3 separate regions of the Homo sapiens genome follow, and all the other regions are linked to region 2. A link is an interaction called in ENCODE POLR2A ChIA-PET data of the cell type or tissue named here. Cell type or tissue: Caco-2. All regions are shown on one strand.

Evidence for each region. ChIA-PET counts read pairs that join two places held together with the same protein. Peaks named below come from ENCODE experiments on the same cell type or tissue, not always from the same donor. Only the 100,000 strongest peaks of a DNase experiment are listed, where the experiment ranks them.
Region 1: POLR2A ChIA-PET joins it to region 2 with 12 read pairs; 2 of 35 experiments call an interaction of 5 or more read pairs at or near these places.
Region 3: POLR2A ChIA-PET joins it to region 2 with 10 read pairs; 2 of 35 experiments call an interaction of 5 or more read pairs at or near these places.

The regions. Positions count from the first base shown.
Region 1 is chr2:170,640,333-170,648,332 of GRCh38, forward strand. All of the region lies in intron 32 of MYO3B (myosin IIIB), which reads left to right. It overlaps LOC100130256 (a long non-coding RNA gene), which reads right to left. Exons shown (of 10, transcript NR_187629.1): 5 at 7,625-7,734; 6 at 4,154-4,311; 7 at 3,385-3,612; 8 at 1,098-1,131; 9 at 1-834. Among named protein-coding and RNA genes, the nearest start is that of LINC01124, 70 kb to the right of the region's middle. In Caco-2, no CTCF peak of the experiment used is centred here; no DNase peak of the experiment used is centred here.
Region 2 is chr2:170,480,860-170,488,859 of GRCh38, forward strand. All of the region lies in intron 25 of MYO3B (myosin IIIB), which reads left to right. Among named protein-coding and RNA genes, the nearest start is that of MYO3B-AS1, 130 kb to the left of the region's middle. In Caco-2, no CTCF peak of the experiment used is centred here; a DNase peak (open chromatin) is centred at 4,542.
Region 3 is chr2:170,039,308-170,047,307 of GRCh38, forward strand. It overlaps UBR3 (ubiquitin protein ligase E3 component n-recognin 3), which reads left to right. Exons shown (of 39, transcript NM_172070.4): 32 at 1,575-1,678. Among named protein-coding and RNA genes, the nearest start is that of MYO3B, 130 kb to the right of the region's middle. In Caco-2, no CTCF peak of the experiment used is centred here; no DNase peak of the experiment used is centred here.

The DNA.
Region 1 (8,000 bases), 160 kb after region 2:
TGCCTCTGGCACCATGTTTTATCTTTTCATATATTATCTGTCATTCTCACTACAACCCTACAAGGAAGGGTCATCATTCCCAAGTGAAGGCCTCTAATAAGTGCTGAGGTGGTTATCATACTCCAGTTTTTCTGACTTCAGATTCCCACCCCAACACACGTTTCTCAAAGTGTGGGACATGGGCCACTAGTGGTCACCAAGTTGACTCTTGATGACGTATGGATGTGGCATTAAATAACATAATTCTTTTACATAATTTCTTATGTAAAATAAAGTTACTTTTTTCAATTCTCAATTTAAATCCTCCAGATTACTTTAAGGAGAAAGTCTTAATGGTGCTAGTATGTCTTAAATTCCTCTCACATTTACTCATCTCTCTTTTTAACAAGCCTTTTAAGAAACCCAGAACCTTCTATAGGAAATGGAATCTAGCACAAGTGTGATGATACCATTTCACTTTCACCGTATTTACTATATAGTTCACTTCTATATATGGCAAATGACACTGGTTTTCCATTTACAGTGGCGAATAAAGTTCCAGTTTTAAAGACATGTATTTAAGCAAAAAAAAAAATCAGTTGAATTTTAAAAATATTAAATAGTAGTACAGGTGAATAAAGTAAAAAATGCCTAAGAGGTAGATACGTGACAAAAGTTTGAGAAATATTCCCCTACAACATGCTAATTTTTAAAACAGGCATACCCACACCTGTTAGCCAACGGGACTGCTCATCTACCATCCTACTCCAATAGACTGGCAACAACCTGTTCCGTCCACTTTACATCCACTCACGACCTGTGAACTTTGCTGCTGTTTCCAACTGAAGAGGAATCCTGAAACACAAATGGTGAATAAACTGGGAGGGTAGGGAACATTCAGCCTTTTCAAATAATCAATGGCATGCAAATAGAAACACAAATGAGGTGTTATTTTTGCACCTATTAAATTGTCAGACTTTTTCTTAAGAACCATCTCATGCTGGTGAGGACCTGCTTAAATGGGTAATATAGGTATAGGTGGCAGAAGTGTATTTTGCTGCACAATTTCTGGATGGCGATTGAAAAAAACAAATCATAAGTTTTTAAAATATGCATACCTTTGGCCAGTAATTCTTCTTTTAGAAATTTATCCTAAGGAATAAGGAACATTTGTCAAACACCAAACTATGAGTATGTTCCTCAAAGCACTGTTATTATAGAAAAACATTGGAAACAACTTCTGTGACCAAAATAGGAAATTATATAAATTAATCATGATTCATCCATAAAATGAAATACCATGCAAGCATTAGAAGTGATACCATTTAAGCTATCTCTGGAAGACAGATATCTCTGGAAACTTGTCTCAGCAGTTACTACTATTGTGGGAATGAGATTGGGTGTGGAAAAAAGACAAACTTTTCACTGCTTAACTTATTTGAACATTAGGTTCATTTATTACCTTTTCAAAAAGTAACTCTAAAAGAAACATACTATTTTAAAAGTTGCCTAATAGAATGGAAATATTTATGACTTTATTGTTAAGTGGGGGGGGGGGGGGAGGGGCGGGGAGCCATAACCCAAATTAAATGAATGAATGAATTTTTTAGTTAAAAAAAAAAGAATACATATTCCTGTAAAGATATTGAAAGGACAGTAATAAAAAATACTAAGGAACTTTGTTTTTAGAGACTGATTTCATCTACCTCTTTGAAACGCCTCTGGACAGTTTCCCCAGAGGTATCCCAGGATACGAAAGACCCTCTTCCTATTGGAAGCCTGGACAAAAACATCCCAATTAACCGTCTGAGAACCAAAGAATAGGCCACATAGATGGAAGAGATCTTAATAAGAATGGTGAATAGTCAGTATTCACTCATTCACTCATTCATTCATTCATTCTTCATTCATTCGTCATTTGTTGAGAGTGTGCCAGGCTCTGAGCTATTGGTTTCAGGGGAAGTTATTGCCACCTCCTTAACTAATAAGTAGAAAATTCCACATAGACAATTTATAACTCCAGCATCTTCCACAGGCACTAATTTAGCTCAGGGATGTTTTCTTTGTAGCAGTTTTGCAATTTTGAAGAAGATTGTTCATGACATAACATGGCAAGTGGGAAAATTTGTAGCTTTCCTTTCATCTTAAAAAGCAGGATCTGAATTACATGCACCCCAGGAGAAAATCTCTCTTTCTGGTTGTGTGTGTATGTGTTTTACAAAAGCCCACTGAATTCCTTAGTTCCTCCTGAAGTTAGACTTGGTGAAGTGAAAACTTATGAAAATGTCTCAGCAAAAGTACAAGCATCATAATAGAGGCCATGACCTAGGCCCTGGGATTTTGAATCAAGAATCTTGAGTTATAGCTTAGGGACCTAAGCTCCTTGAGCCTCAGACCTCTCAGATATAAAAGCAAGGAGCCAGACCACAGAGAATTTTCCTCCATGACATGACTTAAATTTGGAAATCTGAGCTACCAGGGCATACTTCCCTGTCTCCAATAACCTGAGGATCTGTTAGGCTCTGAGCATTCCTGAAATAGTCCATGCCTCAAGGCATATTAGGGACAAGGGGATTACAATACATTTCTTCATTTTTAAGGTGATGTAGATTATTGGTAGACTTTCTGCTGATATGGTTCTTATTGGGAAGGAAAGATTTAATATGGTCAAGCACAATGGTTCTTAACCTTGACTACACAGTAGAACCACCCAAAGAGATTTGAAAAAAAAAAAAATCCATGTCCAGGCTTTGACCCGGGCATTAGTATTTTAAAAGTTGAACAACTGGTATCATGTTAAAAAATACTCTCAGTTGGACTTCAAAAACCTGAATTCTCATTTGGGCTTTGCCTCTAACTGTATAATCTCTTAGTCTCACTATGCCTCTGTTATCTCTTTAGGGTTATTTGGCCTTGCTAAAATGAGATGAAGTAAACAAAAAGTACTTTGCAAAACAAGAGTTGCTATATAAAAATGAAATGGTTAGGGGAAGAGACAGAGAGCCAGAAAAGACAGGTCATGTCTTCAGAAGCTATTTCATGGGAGTATCCACTGGAGTACCATGTGCATGGTCAACCCTCATTGAGAAGAAAGATTGTCTAGCTGACAGCTGGGTTATTGTCACCTGCAAATGCCCTGAGAACCTTGGTCAGAGGAGTGATGCACCTTTCTTTATGCACAGAGTTGGCAGAGCTCTGTAAATTAATTGCACAACTCTAATCCTATTTAAATGCCCCAGGGGTATAGCTTATAACCTCATATAGGATTTGCCATCTGTAAATCTAGAACACTGAACACTCTGTTTGCTTAAAGGGGATGTTTCATTTGGCAAATGAACCTGAGAACGCCTCATCCACAAAATGGCAATCAGATCAGCAATCACACAGCTCAGAAAGTATCCGTACCTGATGAAGGACCACAGGAGGGTGCCAGGGTCTATGGCTCTCCCAGGATATTCTCTCCCTTTCTTCCCAGGACCCCTGTGCGTTGCCTGCCCATTCCTCAGGAGCCAAGAACGCATTCTGCCCCACCAAGCTGGGGAATACGTGGGCTGCATGCTCCATCCTGCCCTTCCTTGCAGTTGTCCTTCACTTCCTTCAAGCTTGCTAGGAAATTTACCAGAACTGGCACATCTGTAGCAGGTGATGAAAATGGAAACATTAAGTTTTAGAGGACAGCGTAGGAGGGGGCATGTGTAGCCAAAATAGCTGCAACTCAGCAAGTCAAATGGAGTAGAAGAAGACATTTTCTTCTTCATCTCTGAAACCTTGGAAGACGACAAAAGCCTCATTTGTGACTTACAACTGTGCATGAATTAGGGTTGCCAGATTTAACAAATAGAAATGCAGTACACTCAGCTAGATTTGAATCTCAAATAACCAATCATTTTTTAATATGTCTTAAATATTTCATGGATGTAATAAAGAATTATTGGTTGTTTATCTGAAATTCAAATCTATCTAACTGTGTGTCTTTTTTTTTTTTCTTTTTTGAGATGAAGTCTCACTCTTGTCACCCAGGCTGGAGTGCAATGATGCGATCTCAGCTTACTGCAACCTTCACCTCCCAGGTTCAAATGATTCTCCTGCTTCAGCCTCCCCAATAGCTGGAATTACAGGTGCACACCACCACACACAGCTAATTTTTGTATTTTAAGTCAAGACAGGGTTTCACCTTGTTGGCCACGCTGGTTTTGAACTCCTGACCTCAGGCCATCAGCCCACCTCGGCCTCCCAAAGTGCTGGGATTACAGGCGTGAGCCACTGCTCCGAGCTGAGCCACCGCACCCAGCCATGTCCTCCATTTCATCTGGCAACTCTAGCTTGAGTATACTGGCATGTTCAATAAAGAGAAAAGAAAAATTAAATTTACAAACCAGTTGTTTGAATTTATGTGACAGATTGACTGAATTCAGCTATTTGTCTCTCACCAAGGGCTTGGGCACATGTGCAGCCACAGTGTGACAGTTTGGGATTAGGAAGTAAGGAGTAGGCATTTGCCAGTGCTCCTGAAATGCTATCCAGATTTCTTCCATTTTCTGACAGATTTAGCTCCAGTTTATTATAAAGTTCTATAACAATTCAGAAGAGAAAGATGTGTTAAAGTTCTCAAATATGAAATCAGAAGGTGCAGGGCAGGGGGTTGGGGGGAGGTGCAAAGATTCTTGAAAAGGAAAGAGACCTATGTTAAATGCAAACTGGTATTCATAACATAATATACCTTTAAAAGCCCAGTAAGGAGGTAGTTGCCAATGTACGACAAAGTGGGGAGTTTGGTTTGTCTCATGGGCATCTATGCGAGGTAGAAATAAGCCACTTTGAGAATATGAGCATTATGGTCCTCAAAGTAAAAACTCACATTCTAATGTGAATATTCAGGCCGGGGGCAGTGGCTCACGCCTGTAATCCCAACACTTTAGGAAGCCAAGGCAGGTGGATTGCTTGAGGTCAGGAGTTCGAGACCAGCCTGGCCAACATGGTGAAACCCCATCTCTACTAAAAATACAAAAAATTAGCCAGGCACAGTGGTGGGTGCCTGTAATCCCAGCTACTCAAGAGACTGAGGGAGGAGAATCGCTTGAACCCCGGTGGAGGTTGCAGTGAACTGAGATCGTGCCACTGCACTCCAGCCTGGGTGACAGAGCAAGGCTCCGTCTCAAAAAAAAAAAAAAAAAAAAAAAGTGAATGTTCAAACTTGAGTTGCCCAGTTTCTCTACATAAACTAATCAAACGAACTAGGTAACTATCCGATAACCATACTGTTTTATATCTTAATGCAAACTGACTGGCCCAAAATCCAAAAGACAGGGTTCAAGTTTTCACTCTGCCGCTTACAAATTTAGCCTTTTCTGGTTATACTTTCTTCATATATGCAAAGAACTAACAATTTTGGTACTATGTGCCTTATTGATTTTTTAGTATTTAAATTTTCAAGGGAAAAATCATGATAAACTTCTTAATGCATGTACAAGCATAGATTTAGTCAATGTGCTATATGTTATTTTGTATTTTACTTCTTTTTCCAAGTTTTGAATTTTCTTCTGTCAACATCATACACATTTATCGCCGCTTTGTCAGTGACTCAAGATATGAAACAATTTTTATATCTGAGTTAATTTCTTCTCGATTATTAAATATGTATCATGTTTCTAGCTTTTTTACTGCTATAAAAGTGTTATGGCTGGGCACGGTGGCTCATGCCTGTAATCCCAGCAATTAGGGAGGCTGAGGCAGGTGGATCACCTGAGGTCGGGAGTTCGAGACCAGCCTGACCAACATGGAGAAACCCCATCTCTACTAAAAATACAAAATTAGCCGGGCGTGGCGGCACATGCCTGTAATCCCAGCTACTAGGGAGGCTGAGGAAGGAGAATCGCTTGAACCTGGGAGGCGGAGGTTGCGGTGAGCCGAGATCACGCCATCGCACTCCAGCCTGGGCAAGAAGAGCGAAACTCTGTCTCAAAAAAAAAAAAAAAGTGTTATGTCTGTCTGTCTTCATACAAATTGGGTTTTTTTTCTTTTGGTTTACTTCATTGCAACGTATTCCTTGGAACAAGTTGCTTAGTTCTGGGGGTTTTTTTCTGGGTTTTTTTCTTTTTTTGGAGACCAAGCGTCACTCTATTACCCAGGCTGGAGTACAGAGGCGCGATCTCGGCTCACTGCAACCCCTGCCTCCTGAACTCAAGGGATCCTCCTTTCTCAGCCTCCGGAGTAGTTGGGACCATAGGTGCATGCCAACATGCCTGGCTAATTTTTTGTATTTTTTGTAGAGATGGCACTTCGCCATGTTGCCTGGGCTGCTCTCGAACTCCTGAGCTCAAGCAATCTGCCCGCCTAGGCCTCCCAAAGTGTTGGGATTACAGGCGTGAGCCACCGTGCCCAGCCAGCTCTGTTTATTGCCAAGTTGCACTTCAGGAGGCAGGGAACCTGTGGATTGTCCTGTTTCTCTGGGGCCCCTCCCACATTGTCTTTTAACCTTATGGTGTATGAATTAATAGAGAAGCAGTAACAATTGTTAAATTGAAGCTGTTCGTCAGGATAGTTCAACATTTTTCAGTATCTCGTTTTCTAACTATATTTCTCTGTCTCTCGCCTCAGCCTTTCCACATTACGGATGTAACTTTTATGGGTATATATCTTTCAATTGTTTTTATCTTTCTGTTGTACTTCCTTTCATCTTAGTTTTGTTACTGTCCATCATATGGAACGTTTTACTTTAATATAATTAAACGCATGCATGTCACTAACGTCTTCTTATACAGCTGAGATACTCCATTTCTTTCTAAAGTTTTTTGGAGAATGTTTAAAATTCTCAATATATAACTCATCTCGAATTTATTGTGGCCTGTGAGAATCAAGAAATGTATTGAGAAGAGTAAAGGATTTAGAATTTTAAAAACTAAACAATTTGAGTCCAACAGCACTAGCTTAAACGGCTTTAAAGAAGTCACTTAACATCTTAAAACAGTGTCCTCTACTAGATTGAAAACAGGGACTTTGTCTTATTTCTCTTCGTATTTTCCACAAAATCCAGCAAAGTACACTGTGTATAGGATAAATGTTAATATGTCTGTATTTAAGTTATATTTTTGCATATTGCCATTAAATTGTTCCAGTAGCATTTATTAAATAATGGTCTACTTCCCAACTATTTATTCGGTTGCTTACAATGGATCATTGTATCAGTGACACTCAGATTTCTTCCAATGGCAAAGCACCTGGAAGTTACAGCATTCTTTGCAGAACATTGTGAAATATGGAAAAATTAAACTTAAAATAATGAAAATTAAAATCTGATGCTAAATCAGATAACTAGCTTATACCAGATTCTAGTATAGTGTAGAAACCATAAGATTAGACACCAACAGTTGTTTTTAAGTAATGGGAGAAATATTAAAATTAAGAACATTCTATCCAATAACTTAATTCCTTATAAGAATCAGGAAAAAAATAAAAGCCAATGAAACAGCAAGTTCGTCAAGAACAAAAGTTGAAAATCATATCGTATATAAAGCATTACCAGTTGAGACAATATAAATAAAAACCTCTGATAAAATGTAAACACTATATAAATATGAAGTCCAGCTGAACTAGGCTGAACTCTAGTTGAACCCAAAAACTTCTTAAGATCAGTCTTTTGAGTTACCATGGACGGAATTCCTGCCGTATTAGAAAGTCTGAGGGAGAGTGGATGTCAGACCTCCAGAGCATACTTCACACCAGCAGCCGGACCTAAGGACACTTCTCTTCATTGATCTATAAATCAGAAAGGAGATGACACAAAAGGGACTCACAGCTTCACATTCTACCATATTGCAGAGTATGGACTTCACAAAGCAAACAAGGAGGAGGTATGTTGGAACCGTCAGAAAGAACCGCTGTGTTCTTTGTGTTCTGAGGACTTTGCCAGCACAACAGGCTAGATTCCTGTGCTCTGCACAGTGATCATGAAGAGGTGGATGAAAATGTCTGTTAAGGCTGTTGGACCTTCTGCAAGCAACATTGTTTTGCTATGCTAATTA
Region 2 (8,000 bases):
GTTTTTCCCACAACAGTGTGTTTGCAGTTTTAAGCCTACAACACATCCTTTAACTCTCGCAAAGTGAACTGAATATCATCAGTTAACATTGTGAAAAGTTCACCTATGAGGACATGGTCCACCATATTCCCTTATTAAGCCCTAAGGTTAGTGCCTACTCACAGGATAGCGTTTAGAGAAATCAGCAGCACAGAAGAACCCAGACATCTCGAGAAAGGCTGAATGTCAAACTTCAATTTTCAATGAGTAAAAGCTTCTGCTTTTTTCTCTGGGTAGACAACAGTGAATAAGGAATAAGAAAACACAAATCCTCCAGGACATCATTAGACTTCTTTTCTTTTCACCTGTAGCTACATAGATGAGAGTCTGATATAAACAGATCTTAATGTGTCATCCAGGTAAGCTAGTACATCTGCAGCAAAGTGAACAGCATCCTCAATACCCTGGAAATTGCTGGGTGCAGTGGCTCGCGCCTGTAACCCCAGGAGGCCAAGGTGGGTGGATCACTTGAGCCCAGTCATTCGAGACCTGCCTTGGCAACTTGGCAAAACCCTAAAATACAAAAATGAGCAGAGTGTGGTCTGGCACATGCCTGTGGTCCTAGCTACTTGGTAGCTGAGGTGAGAGGATCGCTTGAGCCTCAGAGGTCAAGGCTGCAGTGAGCTGTGATTGTGCCACTGCACTCCAGCCTGGGTGACAGAGTGAGATGTTTCAAAAAAAAATTTAAAAATTTTTAAAAAGTAAAGAAGAATATTCCATGAAAATTAACTTACATGGTGTAAGGAACCTGTTAAGACATAATTAGGGAGGATGACAGCTTCAACATTGTGAGTAAAATATATTTCATGCTTGTATGAAGTCTCCACATCTACCTTCTAGGGGCAGGAGTGGCATGGTGGCTTCTCTGGGAGGGTCTTTAACATTGCTCTCCTTGCATACTATCGTTTCCATCAGCTTTTCTTTGTTTAGTTGAGAGGGTGAGTTGCTACCTGCTTCCCAACTGTGTGTGTTGGTGCCTTTTAGGTAGTTTATGTATTAGAGTATTAGGGAGGTGAAACTTTGAATGACTTCTTTTCTCTCTTAATCCTTACATTACGAATGTTATAACCTTGGTGATATGGTTTGGCTGTGTCCTCACCCAAGTCTCATCTTGAATTCCCATGTGTTGTGGGAGGAATGCAATGGGAGGTAATTGAATCATGGGGGCACATCTTTCCCTTGTTGTTGTAGTGATAGTGAATAAGTCTCAGGAGATCTGATGGTTTTAAAAAGGGGAGTTTTCCTGCACAAGTTCTCTCTCTTTTTTTTTTTTTTGAGACAGGGTCTCACTCTGTCACCCAGGCTGGAGTGCAGCGGAGCAATCTCTGCTCACTGCAACCTCTCCCTCCAGATTCAAGTGATTCTCCTGCCTCAGCCTCTCGAGTAGCTGGGATTACAGGTGCGCACCACCATGCCTAACTAATTTTTGTGTTTTTAGTAGAGACGGGGTTTCACCATGTTGGCCAGGCTGGTCTTGAACTCCTGACTTCAGGTGATCTGCCTGCCTTGGCCTCCCAGAGTGCTGGGATTACAGGCATGAGCCACAGTGCCCGGCCCAAGCTCTCTCTTTGCCTGCCGCCATCCACGTAAAATGTGACTTGCTCCTCCTTGCCTTCTGCCATGATTCTGAGGCCTCCCCAGCCATGTGGAACTGTAAGTTCAATTAAACCTCTTTCTTTTGTAAATTGCCCAGTCTCAGGTATGTCTTTATCAGCAATGTGAAAACAAACTAATACACTTGGTTAGTGCAGTAAACAAAAAACTTTCTTAAAATGCCTTTTACAATATCACTGAAAGACTCTAAGAGATGGCTTGATCCAACTTTCTCATTTACAGATCTGTATTTACAGATCTTATTTACAGAGTCTGAGGCAATAGAGGTAAAATCACTTCCCCAAGGTATCTCTAGGAATAGGCAATATCAGTCTTTCCAGAATATTATAGGCTAAAGAGAACTTCTGTGACCACCTCTACTTATTCTTATGGGGCAGGATGGGTTCAAATTGGCATTGTGGGCTGAGGACCCTTTCTTAGTTGCCTAAGGCAATTGGGACAAAATCCCAAAACTAATTGTTTTAAGCCCTGCCTTTTTCATGGAGCCCATGCTGCTGGCAGCAGCTTTTCACATAGTCAATTAGAAAAATCATTTCTGTAGTTGATAGCTCTGTAGATTTAGCCAGGAATCTGTAGTGGTGGTTTGAAAAAGTGGATGCAAGAATTAATATTCATTTCACTGTTCTCCAAAACACTGAATGGTGGCAGAATAATAAGCCCAGGCTATCTTTTCTGATTTTCCAAATGTTCTGTGTTATAAGCAACCTCATGAATTAGTTCAGTTGTAGGAAAGAAGAAATAATAAAGGAAAACAAGAGAAAAGACATTATGAAGGCATTAAATAATATCTGGACATTTGGATTTGCTTGCCCAGCTTACTCTGGAAATCAGTGGCTGAATTAAAACTCCTTGCTTGGGGATTCTTTTTTTTTTTTTTTTTTTTTTTTTTTTTGAGACGGAGTCTAGCTCTGTCGCCCAGGCTGGAGTGCAGTGGCGCGATCTCGGCTCACTGCAAGCTCCGCCTCCCGGGTTCACGCCATTCTCCTGCCTCAGCCTCCCGAATAGCTGGGACTACAGGCGCCCGCTACCACGCCCGGCTAATTTTTTGTATTTTTAGTAGAGACGGGGTTTCACCGTGTTAGCCAGGATGGTCTCGATCTCCTGACCTCGTGATCCGCCTGCCTCGGCCTCCCAAGGATTCTTTAAAACAAATATCAGTGGGGCTAACTTATGTTAGATAATAACAATGAAGCAGCAAAAAGAAAAAGCAATGAAGAAAATAACAAAATGGAGAAAAAGAGGAAAGAGAATGTGAGGAAACCTCCTGGCATGGGGATGGCAAATACATGGGTATGAGCACAGCTTCACTCTTCAACCCTAGCTGCAGACCTGGCTCTTCAGTCAAGGCATGTTTTCTTCACAGCCTCGATGTGGCCTTGGAATCCCTCCCAACATGGTGCTCTAGGAGAACACTACCCAGTCCATCAGCTGAGCAGTTGTCCTCTTAGCCGTGACTGGTACAGCATGCTCTAGTTACTTACAGTAAATATCTGCCTACCCCTGAGCACGATGGTTTAGGGATGACTTACAGAAAAGATTGCTAACTATGTTTCTTCACATGTTTGGGTAGGAGAAGAGAAAAATAGATTTTTCTTAAAGGGAAGAAGAGAGAGATGGACATTTATTGAGAACCTACTGATGGTGGGCTTCATGCTAGGGTTTTACGTATATCATCTCACTTAACACTGGTAGTAGTCCCCCAGATAGATGGTATTTATTCTGGTTTTACAAATGAGGAAACTAGCTCAAAGTTACACAGAGAGTATGTGGATGATGGAGTCAGGATGTGAAATGCCCATCCTCAAAATAAATAAATTGAGGTGGTTGAACACATCTGAATATTCATTGTGAAATCAATCTGTAGAGTTCAATCAGAAAAAAATGCATTAATAAATTTTCTAATTGTAAATAATCAGTTTAAACTTAAGCTTTTATTACAAATTAATTTGAGTAAATCCAGCCTCAATTTCCAATTCCCAGTGTCATTGTGATTTTTCCTCTTTAGGGGCCTCTCATTTAAAGTTTATGAGGAGGCAGCAGTAGCAGTATCAGAAACATTTATTAAGCACCTGTTGTATGCTAAGTGCTATCTATAGTGAGTAATACTGCATTAGAAGGAATCTATAATTTCAGGACTTTTTCTTTCTAATAGCACAGATTAGTGCAATTTCTTAACCCAAGGCCCAAATTTAGGAGTCTAAGGATATAATGAATATATGGCTTTTTTTTAGGCAGCAGATGGTGGCCAGCTGTTCTGTCTCTTTACTCAAGGCCAAACATGAAGGGAAAAAATTAAAGTAACAGGGATTATGGTAAATATAAGATAGAACTTAATCTAAATCTGAATTTTTATACACACAAAGGGGAATGGGCAATTGGGGGTAATTATCAGATTATCCAAGCCAAAATAGTTCTGCTACCTCCATTATCTACATAAGAGAAAATTATTTATATGGATTGAATTGTTCAGATAATTGTCTAGTATTTTGGGTTTCTGAGTAGACAGTCTGGGTGGTCATTGATATACATTGAGGGTCCTTCAAGGAATATTTTAAAATGGGAAAAGCGTTTATTTCTTTGCCATATGACTGGGGGCGTTTCTACTTAGATGCAAGTAATATTGATCAAATTTGTATAGTCACGATTCTTTGACCAGGATTTGGGCCCATTACAATAAAACCATAACAATTTTTACCCAATGTTTGAAGTCAATTTTTAATTGTAAAAATAATGTATGAACACCCTTTCCTCTAAAATTTTTAAGTATCACATATAAAGCTAAAATTTCTTTTCCATATCCCTAATTCCATTTCCCAGCATCTGCCCAATGATGCCCCCTCTCTAAAGTAGCTTTAGTAGTTTTATCCTTTCAGAACACACACACACACACACACACACACACACACACAGAGAGAGAGAGAGAGAGAGAGAGCGAGTGAGTTAGAGGAAGAGGAATTTGGACTTTAGCTTGTGAACCACACTTTTTATACCATTTGCCAACTGCTTTTCTACTTATACATGTTAGAGATAAAACCATGTTGTTCCATAGCTCTAACAAAATTCCTTTCAACCCCCTCATTGACATTCATGATATTTATTTAGCCGTTCCTCTACTGGTGGATACTAAGATTATTTCCAGTTGTTTGCTAGCAGTGCTCAATAAACAATCCTAAATATTAAACATGTGTGAGGATTTCTTTAGGGGAGATTCTGAGCAGTTGACCTTTTCCAAGAGAAAATGATGTGCTCCAGAGACTCCGTAAGTCATTTGGGCCTAACAAAGAGAAAAGATGATGGAGATACTTGGGAGCCAGTTTCTTTGCTTATATAAACTCTGTCACTGGAAACAAGTCACTTAATTTCCCTGGGATTCTATTTCTGTAAATCACTGATTCTCCAACCTTCTCACACAACAGAAGCTCCTGGAAGGCTAGCTAAAATGCAGATTGGTGGGCCTCATCCCCAGAGTTTCTGATTCAGTGAGAAAGAAAGAGGGAGAGAGAGAGAGAGAGAAGAGAGAATTTGCATTTCTAATAAGTTTCCAGGTCATGCTGCAGCTGCTGATGAGGACACTACACTGACAGCCACTGTTCTAGGTGTATGTTGGGGAGACTATCCTGTGGAAGAGATCATAGTTGAGGTTTTAAAGCCCCTAATAGATTATCTAGGGATATTTTAGGAGGCTTCCAACTTATTATCCAAACATAAGACAATAACTCAAGATTTATCACAGTAACAGTATCAGATCAATGATAAACATCTATTTTAAAAATCACAGAATCCATTCTTTTTTTTTTTTTTTTTTTTTTGAGATGTAGTTTCGCTCTTGTTGCCCAGGCTGGAGTGCAATGGCGCAATCTTGGCTCACCACAACCTCCACCTCCCAGGTTCAAGCAATTCTCTTGCCTCAGCCTCCCAAGTAGCTGGGATTACAGGCATACACCACCACGCCTGACTAATTTTGTATTTTTAGTAGAGACGGGGTTTCTCCATGTTGAGGCTGGTCTCGAACTCCTGACCTCAGGTGATCCGCCCGCCTCGGCCTCCCAGAGTGCTGGGATTACAGGCGTGAGCCACCGTGCCTGGCTTAGAATCCATTCTTTTTAACCAAGAGAGAAGTCAACCTAGAATCTTTGTTAGAAGGAATCTTGAAGGGTCATCCAGTCCAACTACCTGGCTAGGCTTTCATCAGTAGCATTCTTGACCTCATCAACTAGCGTCCCATTGAATAGATTCAGTGTTTATGAATTCACTCCCCAGCTCCTGAAGTAGCCCATTCCCTGTGTCGAGATGTCTGATCACCATCATGTCCTTCATAACCCTGACCATAGGAAACCATCCTTCAGAAGCTTCTAAGCATCTACCCCGGTTCTACCCTCAAGGCTTTACTGAACAAATCATTTCCCTTCTCCACTTGATGGCAGTCAATTATCATGTTCCCCTAAGTCAATGGTTCTCAAACTTTAGTACTCAATATCACTGTAGGAGTTTATTAAAATATAGACTCCCAAGGTCCAGCCCCAGAGATTCTGATTCTATGTCTGGAGTGTGGCCCAGGAATCCACATCTTTCATTGTATCTCCAGGTGATTCTGATGCAGGTGGTCTGCACATGACTGTTTCAGAGACCCTGCTAAGTCTTTTTGTTTTTAAGCTCCACGTTCCCAGCCTCTTCATCAGTTTCTCATACGACATGGCTTGAGTTTCATCACTATCTTGGTTGCTTAAGGCTGCCTGCCAAAATATACCCCTAAAGTATACTCATTGACCTTCCCACACTGATTTTTTATTCTTATCCTTATCCAAAATGATGTCCTTCATATTTCTGTTTATGTTTGTCTTCCCTACTAGAATATAAAGCTTCATGAGGGCAGGGAAATTGTGTGCTTTGCTTACTCGTGTCATTCAGCACTTCTGCCCATGCCTGATACATCAGTAGATCCTACGTCAAGTTTTATTTAATGGAGATGAAAAACCAATTTGATTTACAAAGTGGTGAATGGTGACAACATGGTTATACCAAAGCCCTAAAACTCTACAGAGTGAATGATCCATTCTAAAAGAAGGAATTTGTTTAAAGTCTTTATAAATAAAAAAATGTTTCAGTCTGTGTAATTAGCCTTGAGATAAATTTTCACATTGACTTAGGGCTGTGCAGATCTCCAAGCCGGGTGCAGATGTTTTATATGCCTTTGAGTGCAAAACTCAATTGGAGGGATGAATCAAAGCAGAGCTCATTCATTCTAGGTTAGGATTTCAAAGCCATCTTTAAAACATACAAATCCTTCCCCAGTGTAAAAATGCAGGAGCAGAATGACCAAAATGAGAGGTGCAAATAAAAAATGTAGGCCATCTCCCACGCTAATACAATTTTTATCTAAAATGGTGATTCTTCTTTCTCCTCTCCCTTCCATGAGTAAGAGTAACCAAGGGGAAAAAAATAGAGAAATAAAATTCATTGTTCATTGTGAGAGAACATCATTGAAAACAAAAGGAAAAATCCAGCCTCTTTAATCAAGGAAATTCAAATTAAAACCACAATTCAACACCATGTTATGCCTATTTTGGCAGTAACCAATAAGTCTGTTAATTCCATAGAGTGTCATAGTTAGAGAGCAATGGGACTCTCATATTCTAGTGGTAAGGATGTAAATTAGTGTAATCTCTTTGGGAAATAGTTTGACTTTCTTGATAAAGTCCAACATGAACATATTCCACGAATATTTTCCACTTCAAAGATTATAAGTAGAAAAGTAGCAGTGGTTTTATTTATTTATTTATTTATTTTATTCATTTATTTTTTTTAGCCTACTAGGTAGGCCTTTTAGGATTGCTTGGTAGCATTGGGTCTACCCAGGTATGAAGACTGCCTACCTCAAAAGTTGCCCATTTGTGTGTGTGCCTTTGTGTCAAACCTGGATCTATAGCGTAGATTTTTGTACTTCTTTCTTTCCCTTGTTAAAAAAAAATGTTCAGAAGAAGATAAAATCATGACTGGCATACAGAAATAAAGATGAATGTGTTAAAAAGAATTTATTTTATTCATACGTTATGAGGGAACTAGGCAGATGTTATAATCAGTTCAAAGGAAGAGTCAAAGTAGCATAGCTTATATGAAATAAAAGAATGTTGGGATGAATTGCAAATGGAAATAAAACTGGTTTTCTGCAGTGGGTAGGAAGTCAATTAGAATCATTATCAGGCTGGACAGAATTTACATATCTATTTATCAGTTGGAATTTAGAAAGAGTTGCAAAATGGCTCAAAGGGGATAACAGGACTCTAATAATCTGATAACTCAGGAAGTTATTTTAAAGACAATGTATATAGCTTTCTACTGAAACAGAA
Region 3 (8,000 bases), 440 kb before region 2:
TAATTAGGAGATCATTGTTGATCATGTGAAACTATTTCTGTGGGGAATTTGAATAATAGAAATGGTGTGACCCCTACACTTTTTTTTTTTAGACCTTGGCCTTGCAGAGAGGCTAGATAAACTTGAAAGACCGTATCAGGATTCATAGCATTAATGAAGGGTTATCCTTGGAGAGGAAAACAAGTATACTAAGGAATATTTGTAGAAAATGGAGAAATTCAGAGAGCTGTCTTCCTCTGTCAGCCAAAAGTTTCTCAGCAGCAGGGGTTGATTTACTCAGCAGTGTGTTTAGTGCCTGACCTGTAGTAAGTAATTAGTAAATATTTGCTGAATGATCGAGCCTAATAAAAGAGTTGAAGAATTTTGTTCATCCCAAGTCTAAAGTGTAGCTTCAGAATTTAGCCACTTCTGGAGCTTAAGATTTACTTTTCTTCTCTGTCATTAAAAATTAAACATGTAGTCAAAAAATTAACCTTCTAAAGGCATTTAAAAAATTCTTTTAGAATAAGCTCTGCTTTATAATATAGTCTATGTTTTTCATAGTACTGCACATTCCTAAGGTTTACTACTTTGTCTTTTATAGTGTACTTTTTAAAATTTATTTTTTGTAGAGACAGGGTCTCACTGTGTTGCCCAGTTGGATCTTGAACTCCTGATTTCAAGTGATCCTCCCACCTCAGCCTCCCATGCCTATTGGGATTACAGGCATGAGACACCACATCTGGCCCTTTTATAGTGTATTTTAAGTTCTGCTTTGGTTATCTCTTTTTGAAACTTTGCAAATGTTAAAGATTTTATTTGAATTTTGTTAGTTATAAAGTTGAAACATTTTATTTTATTATTAATTTTGAGACAGAGTCTCACTTTTTCACCCAGGCTGGAGTGCAGCAGCACAATCACAGCCCGCTGCAGCCTTGACCTCCTGGGTTCAAGCAATCCTCCCACACACCACTAAGCCCTGCTAATTTTTTATATTTTTTGTAGTGGCGGGTTTTCACCATGTTGTCAATCTGGTCTCAAACTTCTGAGCTCAAGTGATCCGCCTGCCTCAGCCTCACAAAGTGCTGGGATTACAGGCATGAGCCACTGTGCTCGGCTGAAACATTTTAATAAGAGCAGTTAACCATACCTTTTCAACAGGAATTGATTTGGGAACTCTGCCTATCTCTTTTTAAAGATGTGAAAACTTACTTATTCGTTATTGCTAAGTTTGTGATAAGTATCCTATAAGCCACTCCATTTGTAGTGAAACTAATTCTTTCATTCTCTATGTAATACTTTAATTTCTGTAATCTAAGATCAGAAACACTCATAATCAAGTTAATGTATCCTAATTGTTCACTTTGATAACACAACACATTTTCTATACATTTTCTTCATGTTAGAGTCAAGAGAATATGAGTCTAAAATGTAATTTTTTTGCAAAAAATATGACTCCTAAGGTTTTTTTTTACATTTCTTCTTTGTGTATTAAAGTTTTTATTTCTGTTCCATAGATATATATGTGACATATAAAATAAATTAGAAAGAGAAGATATACAATACTATGTAAAGTGACTACATTTTTCTTTTAGGCTGGGATATGAAGAACAACAGCCTGAGGTTCCAATTCTTTATCATGATGTAACATCCCTTTTGCTCATCCAGATCTTAATGATGCCACAACCCTTACGCAAAGGTATGTCTTTATAATTCAGATTCTTTGATTATATACTATGTATTTTGAATATTCTAGAGATTATAGAGACAAATAGGCTGGGTGTGGTGGCTCATGCTTGTAATCCCCGCACTTTAGGAGGCTGAGGTGGGTGGATTGCTTGAGCACAGGAGCTCGAGACCAGCCTGGGCTATTAATATAGTGAGATGCTGTCTCAAAAAGAGAAAGAGAAGTAAATACAGCAGTAAGTATGATGGATACTTTTTGTGGTAATAACAGACATTGTTTTTTCTATTATTAGCAAATAGTAATCGTATCTAAAAAATGACAATGAAAAAGTGTTTTTTAAAATTCTTGTGGGTCTGTTCAGCTTTTTAGTCACTAAGAGGTAAAGACATGGGAAAACATTCTGAAAATGGTTTAAAAAATTGAAGTGATGATACAAATGAAAATTCGAAAAATAGAGCAAACTCTCAGCCTTAGTGCCTTTATCTATGTGCATACATATTTTGATATAGTAGTAATTGTAGAGTTATTAAAAATAGTCTCATCATTTTAAGTTAGTGTTAATATCATAACATTATTATATTAACAGCATCAGTATTATATTAGCAACATTTTAATTATTGCTCCTTGGTCTTTGTAGCTTTCACTTGAAGACAACATTTAAAATATTCAATCAGATAATTAACATCTTCTGTATTAGAAAACTAGTTTTTATTTTGTTTAACTATTACAAGTTACAGTAGAATGAACATCTATGGGTGTATAAAAGTCTTGTTCCTGGGGAAGACATTGTTTATACAAACTCCAGCTTGATCTTTGATAAATCCTTTTACCTAAGGGTGTGAAATAATCATTTAAAAATACATAGGCAAATTATGATATTTCATGCAAATTATGACATTCTGTAAAAAGTAAAACAATATCATTGATAAGCATAATATACTAGCACTGTGTGCTTCAATTAATATTTTTTAATCATGAAATTCACATAAAATAAAACTTACCATTTAAACAATTTAAAGTATACAACTGAAGTGCCATTTAGTACTGTCACAGTATTGTGTGATCATCACCATTCACACCATTAGTTAGTTCCAGAACATTTTCATCAGCCCCAAAGGAAACTCTGTGCCTATTAAGCAGTCATTTTCTTATTTTCTCCTTCTCCCAACCCCTGGAAACCACTAATCTGATTTCCTGTCTTCATGGATTTGCCTATACTGGATATTTTGTATTAATGATATTATACATTACGTTGCATTTTGTGTCTGGCTTCCTTCACTTAGCATGTTTTCAAGGTTTATCCATGTTATGGCATGTATCATTACTTCATTTATCTCGATGGCTTGGTAGTATTCCATTGTATGGATATACAACATGGTTTATCCACTTGTCAGTTGATGGACATTTGGGTTATTACCGCCTTTTGGCTATTGTGAATAGTGCTGCCATGAACATTCATATAGAAGTTTTTGTTTGAGGCCAAGTGTGATGGATCACTTGAGACCAGGAGCTCATGACCAGCCTGGCCAACATGGTGAAACCCCGTCTCTACTAAAAATACAAAAATTAGCCTGGCATGGTGGCATGCACCTGTAACCCCAGCTACTTGGGAGGCTGAGGCATGAGAACCACTTGAGCCCAGGAGGTGGAGGTTGCAGTGAGCTGAGATTGCGCCACTGCACTCTAGCCTGGGTGACAGAATGATACTCTGCCTCAAAAAAAAAAAAAAAAAAAAGTTTTTGAACACTTTTTTTTTTTTGTGGGGGATGTATAGCTAGAAGTGGAATTGCTGGATCATATGGTAATTCTGTTTAACTTCTTCAGGTAATTATATATTTAACTGCAAAACTTCAGATATTTTTGAATGTTACTTTTTTGGGGGGTTAGACTGTGTCTGCTAATTTAATCATTTGTGTTTATAGAGTTTAAAAACCTGTTAAGTAGTCTTATTAAAATTAATCTCTTTGTAAAATTAGTTTCAAATTCTTTAGGCTTTTTGTGTCACTTTGGTTAGTTTTTCTTAATCTAGGGAAACAGTTGCCTTGGATCATGCTGGTTTACTCCTGATTGTGCTCTTCTAATTATATTAGTAGTATTACGTTTTGAAATATTTTAAAAATTACTTTATGTCTTCAAAATATTTAAGTGTGTTAAATATACCTTTTACTTATGAGTTATTACATAAACCTGAAAAGGTAAAAGAGAAGGAAACTTGACATAGAGAAGATTGTCTCTCTGTCACTATTTAATCTATATTAATCAATATTTAATCTAAAGAGAAAAATATTTTAGTTAAGAGTAAAGGACCTGTTGTGTCAGTGTCTGAGAGCTGTAGCTGGTGCATCACCCTCGTTGTCAGAAGTTACTGTTGGCACTGGCTTTCAACAGAAGACGAAGTTCATGCTCAAAGAGGATGCAATACATGAAATTAACCAAACTTACTGAATTTAATTCAGTAGAAACAGAGTTTAAAAACTATATCATAAAGTGAGTCAAGAAAATTGATCTTAGTAATGGTTAAATAAATAGAATAAATTCAGGAAATCATCAATGTAAAAATGTATAATATTGTTAATAATCATGCCTTAAAGTAATATCATTAAAGAAGAGTTTCTTGGACAAATTTAATAAGCAAATTCAATAAATTCATTGCTTGATTCAGTTCAAGAAATACTTAATAAGTACCTACTGTGTACCAGGTTGCTATGCTTCTTTGCCAAGTGCTGGACACACAAAGATGACCAAAACATGTACTTCACCCTTGGGGAGCCAAATAGCTAGGTATTTAGCAGTCATTAAATTTACCTGTAGTTAGAATTGCTTTTAAAACTTGTGCTTTATATTATTTCTTAAAATTTTACAATAATTCAAGATTGGATTATCTTGATATTAGATTATACTGCTGTCGAACACATTGTGTAATATTTTGCTAGCTGTCATTGTGGTGATGAATTCCTCTTAGAATTTAGGGTCAGAGAAAAAAATGCCATTCCTTATTAATTTTTTTAGTCTTTCACACTTTGAGAACTGGATAGAGGCCTTTAATTCCTAGGAAGTTCAGAGCTTAATTACATTAATTTTCCACAGAGGTTTTTTTTGAGGGGAGGTGGAGAGTTGGGGAGATAAGGAGTTATTAATATAAATTTTTCTTCTCCACTCCCTTTTGATGTAAGAGTTAATAGTGGTCTTTATTGGGACAGTGTTATTATAAACTATTTTTATTGTAAGAATATGTATTTGTGTAACTGTTTAAGTTATTGTTTGTTATTAGAAGAGAAAAGCAGAGGAAGGAAATTTTACTGTTTAGACTTACTAGAACGTTAAATGCTTCCCATGGTTTTATCTGAAAAATAGATGGATGCAGAAACCTAGCTATATACCTCTTAAATCTTTTAATGCTTAGCATTGTTTTCAGGTTGAAAGACCTTTTTATGCCAATTATCTCATCAGAAGCTCAAATTAAATATATTAAAGACAAGTTTTTTTCTTTGATCTCTTATGTCCTTGCATCTTATGTTTCATAATACCCATCACATCACTGGCCTCTAAAGAATAAACTCGGAAGTAACTTCTGACATCACTGTTTTCAGGTATTCATATTTAGTTCTTTATGTACAAGGGGAAAGAAGATTTATAACTTAGGATCAGATTTGGCTATATAATATAAAGAAGAAACCAAATTAACACAGTAGCTTAAATAAGATACTACTTGTTTTTCTTTCATGTAGAAAGAAGTGTGAAAGTAGGCAGGCCGGACACTTCTACTTCACAGCACCAGATTCTTTATGGTATGGCCCTCATCTCCCTGTGCCAAGGTAGCTGCTAAGAGTTCTAGCCATCACAGTCTAGTTTAAGGCAGCAGGATGAGAGTTAAGAGAGGAACTTCACCTTCTTTTTTAAGAAGCCCTCTTAGATGATTCACACAAAATTTACAATTATTATCTCCTTAGATGATTCACACAAAATTTACAATTATTATCTCTCAGGCTAAAATTCTTTCTTATTTTTGAGCCTCCAGGGTTTAAGACATAAAATCATCATCCTTTATAGGGAGTGTATTAGTTCATTTTCATGCTGATAATAAAGACACATCTGAGACTGGGCAATTTAAAAAAGAAAGAGGTTTAATGGACTCACAGTTCCATATGGCTGGGAGGTCTCACAATCATGGCAGAAGGCAAAAGGCACGTCTTACATGGTAGCAGACAAGAGAAGAGAATGATAGCCAAGTGAAAGGGGTTTCCCTGCATGAAACCATTAGATCTCATGAGACTTATTCACTACCATGAGAACAGGATGCGGGAACCACCCCCATGATTCAGTTATCTCCCACTGGGTCCCTCCCACAACACGAGGGAGTTAAAATTATGGGAGTTAAAATTCAAGATGAGATTTGGGTGGGGAGACAATCAGACTGTATCAGGGAGGGTCAGTTACCCAGGTTTGGATCATGTTGCTGTTCTTGAGGAGCTTCACAAATCTGTTCTTAACCATGCTGTATAGAATACAGACTCCCAAGATTCTATAGAGCATTTGGGACCAGTGATTATAGAATATCCCTGCTTCCAAGATCCCATAAGCAGGGCCCAGAAAAGAGAGCTTGAATCCTGCTTATTATTTTCCATTGACTTGAAGAAAGAAAATATCTCAGTTTTGCTTTGTTATAAACCAAGGGCTTAAAAAACTATTTATTTACAAGCATACATAACAGTAAAGAGCAGAGTTTCATGAACCCCCATATCAACTCATGGCCAGTCTTGTTTCATTTATACCCTCACTTATTCCCTCCTCCCTCCCACCTGTGGTTATTTTGAAGCGAATTCCAGACCACATATCATTTTATCTCTATAGTCTTCAGTATGTATCTCTAAAAGATAAGGATTCTTAAAATAATTTTAAAAAATCGTGAACACAATTAAAAATGAACAGTTATGCCTAAATATCAGTAAATATCCCATCAGTGTTCAAATTCCATAGTTGCTTCTTGTAAATTTTTTTTTTTTTTTTTTTTTTTGGAGACAGTTTCTCTCTCGCCTAGGCTGGAATGCAGTGGCACGATCTCAGCTCACTGCAACCTCTGCCTCCTGGGTTCAAGCGATTCCCCTGCCTCAGCTTCCCAAGTAGCTAGGATTACAGGCGCCTGCTACCACACCTGGCTAATTTTTGTATTTTTAGTAGAGACAGGGTTTCACCATGTTGGCCAGACTGGTCTGAATATCCTGACCTTGTGATCCACCTGCCTCGGCCTCCTAAACTGCTGAGACTACAAGTGTGAGCCACTGTGCCCAGCCTGTAAATTATTTTTAAATATTATTTGGTTTATTTGGCTTAGGATCCAAAAAAGATCCATACATTGGATTTGGTTGTTATAGTTCTTTTAAATCTGTGGGTTGCCTCCCTCCTCCTACCTCCTTGCATTTTATTTGTTGAAGAATCTGAGTCTTTTTCCCTTTAGAACTTACCATAGTCTCTATTTTGCTACTTGTACCCCCAACAATATCATATAATAACATGATCTTCTGTCCCTGTGTGTGTCCTACAGACTGGCAGATAGATTTAGATGGAATCAGTTTCTTATTTCTTTTTACAAAAATACTTCATGGATAATGTTAAATACTTTTTTATCAGGAGATATAATTTCCAGTTGTTCCTCTTTATGTGACAGTAGAAGCTATTGATTATTCTCTAGATTTATTCCTTAATTATTTCATTTCTTAAGTGGAATTCATAAAACTAAAATTTTTTCCTATTTTTCCTATTTGTTTACACATTGGTAAAGTTGATATAGGAAAGGCAGGTTAAATGCTTGATTTTGTACCAGTTTTCAGAAAAATGACTTTTTTTTTTAGCATTCTCCAAAGATGATTGCTTTTTTCCCAGTATTATGAATTCTTGGATTTTAATATATTTAGTGTCCTTCAGTCCCATAGTAAAATAATAACTGTTTAAATACTTCAGGTTGGCTTGTATCCTATTGATGTAACCCCAACAGTCTTTGATAGCCTCTTCAGACCAAAGCTTTATTTTTTTTATTTTTTGGGGAGACAGTCTTGTTCTGTTGCCCAGGCTGGAGTACAGTGGTACAGTCATAACTCACTGCAGCCTTGACCTCCTGGGCTCAAGCAGTCCTCCTGCCTCAGACTCCCCATGTAGTTGGGACCACAGGTGCACACCACCACATTTGGCTAATTTTATTTTTTGTAGAGACGGTGGCGGTGTCGGGGGGGGGGTCTCACTTTGTTGCCCAGGCTGGTCTCGAACTCTGGGCTCAAGGAATCCACCTGCCTTGGCCTCCCAAGGTGCTGGAATTACAGGCATGAGCCACTGTGCTGGC